Regions from separate parts of the Mus musculus genome. Here region 2 is linked to region 1. Evidence: chromatin loops called from intact Hi-C (ENCODE). Cell type or tissue: gastrocnemius. All regions are shown on one strand. Links, peaks and the distances in the headings refer to the core of each region. The heading gives the core; the rest is flanking DNA.

Region 1 (2,914 bases), core at 116-2,615:
ACAAAAATTTGAGCATGCAAATTTTGTTTCTTTTCTTTTTTCTTCTTCTTTCTCCTTTCTTTGTTACTTCCTTCTATTTTTCCTCCATCTTGGTTTGAGAAGGGGTTTCTCTATTGCCCTGGCTGTCTTGAAACTTGTTCTGTAGACCAGGCTGACTTGAACTCAGATCTGCCTGCCTCTGGCTCCCGACTGCTGGGATTAAAGGTGTGTGCCACCATGCCTGGCTATACATTTAGTTTCTTAGAATTGTGTTTTTCCTTCAGTTTCAACGTAGTCTTCATTTGAAGCTAACTATAATTACAGTGAATGATGGCAAGACATTTTTTCTTTTCTGAGGAAAAGATGATTTTGAATCTGTTTGAAAATTTGATTGTTGGAGCTGGAGAGATGGCTCAGTGGTTAAGAGCACTTTTGCCCAGGACTGTAGGTTTAGTTCCCAGTACCCCACAGGTGACTTACAACTCTCTGTAACTGCATTTCCAGGGGCTCTGACATGCTCCTCTGTCTCATTGTGCACCAGGCACACACATAGTGCACCTGAGTATGTGCAGGCAAAACACTCAGAAAATAGAAATCTTAAAAGAGGGAGAGAGAAAGAGAAGTGACTTTTGTGTTATTAACTGATTATCTTTCACAGAGGGCTTTTAATGTAACCTTCAAAATAGGTGGCCTCAATGTTTCTCACCATAATATCCTTCCAAAGTACTTTGTTAGCTTCTTATTTTAGTAAGGAAGAGAAAAACTTAAGATTTCAGTATTTTAGGCTTGTATTTAATTAACTGCCCTACCTTTTACATTTGTGAATCCCGAGTAACATGAAACAACTAAAGGCCTATAGACTATTTAGATCAGATTTTAGAAGGAAACTTTCTAAATTGTAATAATGAAGGCTTCAGTAAAATGTTTCTTTGGATTGGTTAGGTGGCTCAAGTTGTAAGGGTTCTTGCCATCAAACCTGACACCCCAGCTTGCTGCTTGGGACCTACATGATGGCTGAAGAGAACTAGCTAGCTTAAGTTCTTTGGCCTTCACACATATGCTCTGGCACACGAGCCCTGTCTCTCATATGCATACACACAAAAAACAAACAAACAAAAAAAGATCTTTGTGAATTCAAGGCTATCCTGGTCTACATTAAGAGTTCCTGTCTTTATAATTAATTCTTTTAAAATACGTGAGAATTTCATTTATATAAATGGATTTTGATCAAATCCACCCTCCATTCTTCCCCTTTCAATCCCTCTTACATCCCCCTTTCCCCCCAACTTCATGTACTTTTCCTTAATGTTTAAAAATTTAAATAAAATTATATCATGATTTCCCCCTTCTAGTTCCTTCCTCTATCCCCTCCTGTGTTCCCACCTCCTGACTTCCTCTCAAATCACACCCCTTTTATTATTATTGATATGTGTGTATATATATGTGTACATATATATATGTATATGCATATATACACATAAATGACTAAGTACAAGCTGCTGAGTTGTTTTAGTGTTGCTTGTGTATGTATGATTTCAGGGCTTTCCTCTTGGTATTGTATAACCAGTTGTGGGCCTCATCCCTGGGGAAGACTAAATCTCCTTCTCAGCAGTCTTTAGTTGCCTGGCTTCTGTCTAGAGGTAGGGCCACTGGAGATTTCCTTCTTCCACTTTAGCATGTCTGTTGGTGGTGTTATTTCAGGTCATGTTTAGGCAGCCATATAAGGTTTCATGGCTGTCATTTCTAGGAGACAGTCTATCAGCAGACTTCCTGGTCTCTGGCTCTTAAGATCTGCTCTTTCAGTTGTGTTTTAGTGCCCCTCAATCAGTTAGTTAGTTAGTCCCTGTATTTTGAACAGTTGTAGTTTCTGCAGTGGTCTCTCACTGTTGCAAGGAGAAGCTTCTGTGAGGCTGAGAGCTGCTCTATCAGACAGAGGCAGCTCCTGAGCTTGGTCCACATCTTAGCTTGGCAGTGTTGTGAAGATGGCAGTGGACAGGGGCAGGAAGGAAGAGGGAAGAAAGAATCCCACTCTATTCTTTAAACCCAGTGTGTTTACTTAGTGCTGCCAGGCACAGTTTTCTTGTATAAATTGACTCATTTATCTGAACTGCTTGGCATGTTTATTGTTTTTTTCCTTTTTTTATTTAAGATTTTGACTTCTGGAATATTTTCATATACATGAGGTATCTTGGGCATAGGACCCAAGACTAAACATAAAACTCATCTCTTTCTTATGTATAGCTTCACATATAGCCCAAAGGTAATTTGTTGCACAGTATTTTACACCTGAAATTTGACTGCAACCTGTTCTTTGAGATCAGATATAAAATGTTCCACTTGTGGTGTTAAGTGTTTCAGATTTTAGATTTTCAGATTAGGAATGATCATGTATATTCAAAAATATTATAAAGATTTATATATGCTGAAATCTGAATGCAAAGTAGATGGTACATTCTCAATAAAAAATGAAATTATGTTTATATCAGTGTTTTTGATAAATGAGGTACTTAATTACGGATGTGATGTGATTTTAATCCTCCCATTTGAGGGTGTTTCCTGTCATAGCTGCTGCCTTTCCTGCAGTGTCTATTTGCCCTCCTCTGTGCTTTCTTTTCTCCTAAGCCTTGTTTTTTATTTCTTTGGTTTTTAACCTTTATTTCCCTTTAAAAAATGGCTCTTGCCTGTAACTGACTTTGAGTTCGGAAATAAAAAGCATCCCTTAATTACTATCTATTTACATTAGAATGATGCCTGAGATCTAAGTTTGGAGTGTGCCAGTTTTTCTTTGCATGGGTACTTTACTTCTAAAGATGAAGTTATCATTAAAGTACGTTACACTTATAGGTAACAGTAAAATTTGTATGTAACGACAAAATAATCTCTTTGCTTTTTTTTATAGCCTCTTCTAGAAAACAAGCTTAAAGCATTCAGTATT
Region 2 (2,914 bases), core at 251-2,750, 360 kb before region 1:
CTTGTCTTGGCCTCCCAAGTCATCTCACCAACTTCCTTGTGTGGTTTGGATTTGTCTCCCTTACTTTTAATCATATCAAACATCTGTGTTTTCCTTTACTTATTAGCTATTTTATATTCTCTCTGGAGAAAAATCTCAATTTCCTTATTCATTTTTTTCATCAAACTTTTTTATTGTTGAATTATGTAAGTTTTTAATATATTAATAGCTGTTAAACTTAAAATTTTAATCATTTTAAAAAGTCTGTATGCGCATGTGAGATATATATGTATGTATGTACATATGAATATAGGTTCTTGTGCCACGGTACATGAGTTAAGGACAGGGAACAACCTCAGGTGTTGGTCCCTGCCTTCCAGAATTTCAGTGATGACAAAATTTGTATTATCAGTTTTCCAAAATCACTTTATCTCATATACTTTTAGACAGAAATTACTAAATTCAAATTTTTAATGATTTTTTTTTTTGCTCCCACAAAGTCTATTTGCCACATTCATGCAAAGTAAAAAAACAAACATACAAACAAAAAAACCCTTCAGACAGTACAAAAGTGGTCTTTTCATTTATCCTCTAATTTAGGTTTTCGGTTTTTGGTATGGCCAACAGGAGGAAATGAACATCGCTGCGGTGCAAAACTAAAAGGAAACTGATAGCTCACAGACTTAAGGTCAGCACTAACTCTACGTGCAAACTTTCCAGCCTGAGAGAACCGACTTGAGAACTCAATGGCTGCGGTGTCCTGACAGAGGAAAACCTAGAGCGCAGAAGGGGCGTGGCAAGCGCTAATTTCTGATTGGAACCCGGTTCTCCTTTGACTCTCGAGGTTGACAGAAACAAGGGGTTTGCTTCCCCCCACCCCCTTTTTTCTCTTGTCTTTGTCTTTCCAGAGGCAAGGTCTCACTATTTAGTCCTGGCTGGCCTAGGGGCACCTCTGCCACCCAAATTCTGGGATTGAAGGCGGCGAGCCTCAAAGAGGCAACTGCAGATGAACACCAACGCGTGTTTTAGTTTGGGGGACGCTGTGCACGTTGGACTCCGTGGACCCGTGGCCAGTCCCGGGGACTTCCGACTAGAGTAGCGGGCTGGCCGACGCTCGGCCTCTCTCGGAGGAGAAACCGCCGCGCTTCCCTCAGAAGCGGGGCCGTGATTCCCAAACAAAACCTCAGCCAATGGATTCCGTCAACAACGACCAAAGGACCAGGACCCGGGGGAAGTTTTCGGGAAGCAAACGAGTGTGGTAAGATGGCCAGAAGAGACCCTTCTCGAGGCCAAGCGGGAAGCAGCTCGCGTGGACTGGCTCCCCGCGAGCCGAGCCGCGGCTGCCACGGTCACCCCGGCACGTGGGTCGCCACGGCGCTCCGGCCAACTGCCACTGTGAGGGAGGGAACGGCGGCCACAGGCCGCGGCGCGGGCCGAGGAGACCCGGCGACTCGAAGCTGGCGACGACGCGCGGCCCTACCTGGCCAACTCCCGCAGGGCGGGGATCATGGACGCCAGCTCCAGCCCGTGGTCGCCCATGGTGACACCGAGCGGCTCTCAAAACAGCCGCCGCCGGCGCCGGGCTTCTCCACAGCCGCCTCCGGTGGAGAGGGCGGAGCGTCGACGGAGCCCCGCGAGGTCCAAAATTCTCCTCCCGGAAGCCGCTCTCGGTTGCGGTTGGAACCCTGGGGAAATCCCAGAGGCGACAGGGGCGGAGCCGACAGCGGACGTGCCCGCCCACTTTCCCTCCCAGGCGAGTGCGTGACCTACTCCACGGGTATTTTTTGCTCAAACCTGGATGCTCAGGGAAGCCGTAAGCTAGGATCTGGGTCGGAGAGGGACCTGACGACCCAACAAAGTTAGATATTTCACTATGTTCGAATGGCATATTTAACTAGGTAAGGCCATGCAGTAATCCTTACATTTGCTGTTTAGGACACAAGGGTAATTATTGATACAACCTCCAAAAATAAAATTAAAAAGTGGTGGAATGGCAGCCAGATGCGCTCTGACTGCAAAGCTGTACTTTGAACACCCATCCCTTTGCCCCGTTTCCTTCAGTGATGCCCTGTGACGAGGAACTTTAAGCTGAAGCAAACCTTTTCCTTCCCAGGTCACTTTCCATCATTGTGTTCCATCACAGCAATAGAAACCTAACATAGGACAGGCAACTATGAAAAATAGTGTATCTGCTAAAAAGCAAGAAAAGCTAGCTATTTTGAAATCATGTTGAGAAAGATGACAATAATGACAGAGCTGAGGGCACAGTCCAGTGGAAGAGCACTAACCTAGCTCGTGAGGCTCGGGCACAGAGGACCTAGAGTACTAAACAAACTACAGTTAAACGATTTTAAAAAAGAAGGCATAGTTGCACATGCCTACAATCCCCTTACTTTGGGTATAGAGGCAGAAGGATCAAGAGTTCAAAGCCATCCTTAGCTCTATAATGAGCTCAAGGGCAGTCTGGGATACAGGGGAACCCTGTCTCAAAAAACAAAACAAAACCAAAAGCCACTACCACCACCACCAACAACAACAACAACCCAGTATGTAATTCATCACTGAGTAGCACTGCAGTTCTGAAGTGCAGGACCCCAAACAGCAGAGCTCTGGCAAATCTAATCCAAAAAGCAATTTTTGAAACAATTATTTGTTTTTCACTTTACATTCCAATACCACCCCCTCTCCTCCCAGTGCCGTTGGTGGGCCACCATGGGCAGTCCACATATGTCCTAGGCTATCTGTGAATATGATCCAACACAACTGAGGGACAGCACCATCACCCAGTGTCGGTAAGTGGTAGGGAGGTACTGATAGCTCTCCACAGAGTGACAATAAGCTGGCCACAGCACTACATGGCTATAATTCTAGCACTTTAGAGGCGGAGGCAGCATGGTAACCAGCTTAAGCCGCCTTAGGTTACATGGTGAGGCAC

What was found. Peaks named below come from ENCODE experiments on the same cell type or tissue, not always from the same donor. Only the 100,000 strongest peaks of a DNase experiment are listed, where the experiment ranks them.
Region 2: it touches region 1 in a loop (4-fold over the local background); 18 of 42 quality-filtered maps call a loop at or near these places.

Annotation. Positions count from the first base shown.
Region 1 is chr9:95,495,898-95,498,811 of GRCm38, reverse strand. U2surp (U2 snRNP-associated SURP domain containing) reads left to right here. Exons shown (of 28, transcript NM_001357974.1): 4 at 2,879-2,914. Among named protein-coding and RNA genes, the nearest start is that of U2surp, 15 kb to the left of the region's middle. In gastrocnemius, for the core only: no CTCF peak of the experiment used is centred there; no DNase peak of the experiment used is centred there; H3K27ac peaks cover 990 bases.
Region 2 is chr9:95,856,329-95,859,242 of GRCm38, reverse strand. 1700065D16Rik (RIKEN cDNA 1700065D16 gene) reads left to right here and starts at 1,361. Exons shown (of 2, transcript NM_001271569.1): 1 at 1,361-1,736. The coding sequence starts at 1,487. It overlaps Atr (ataxia telangiectasia and Rad3 related), which reads right to left and starts at 1,646. Exons shown (of 47, transcript NM_019864.1): 1 at 1,460-1,646. The coding sequence starts at 1,518. In gastrocnemius, for the core only: no CTCF peak of the experiment used is centred there; DNase peaks (open chromatin) are centred at 864 and 1,620; H3K4me3 peaks cover 1,768 bases; H3K27ac peaks cover 1,514 bases.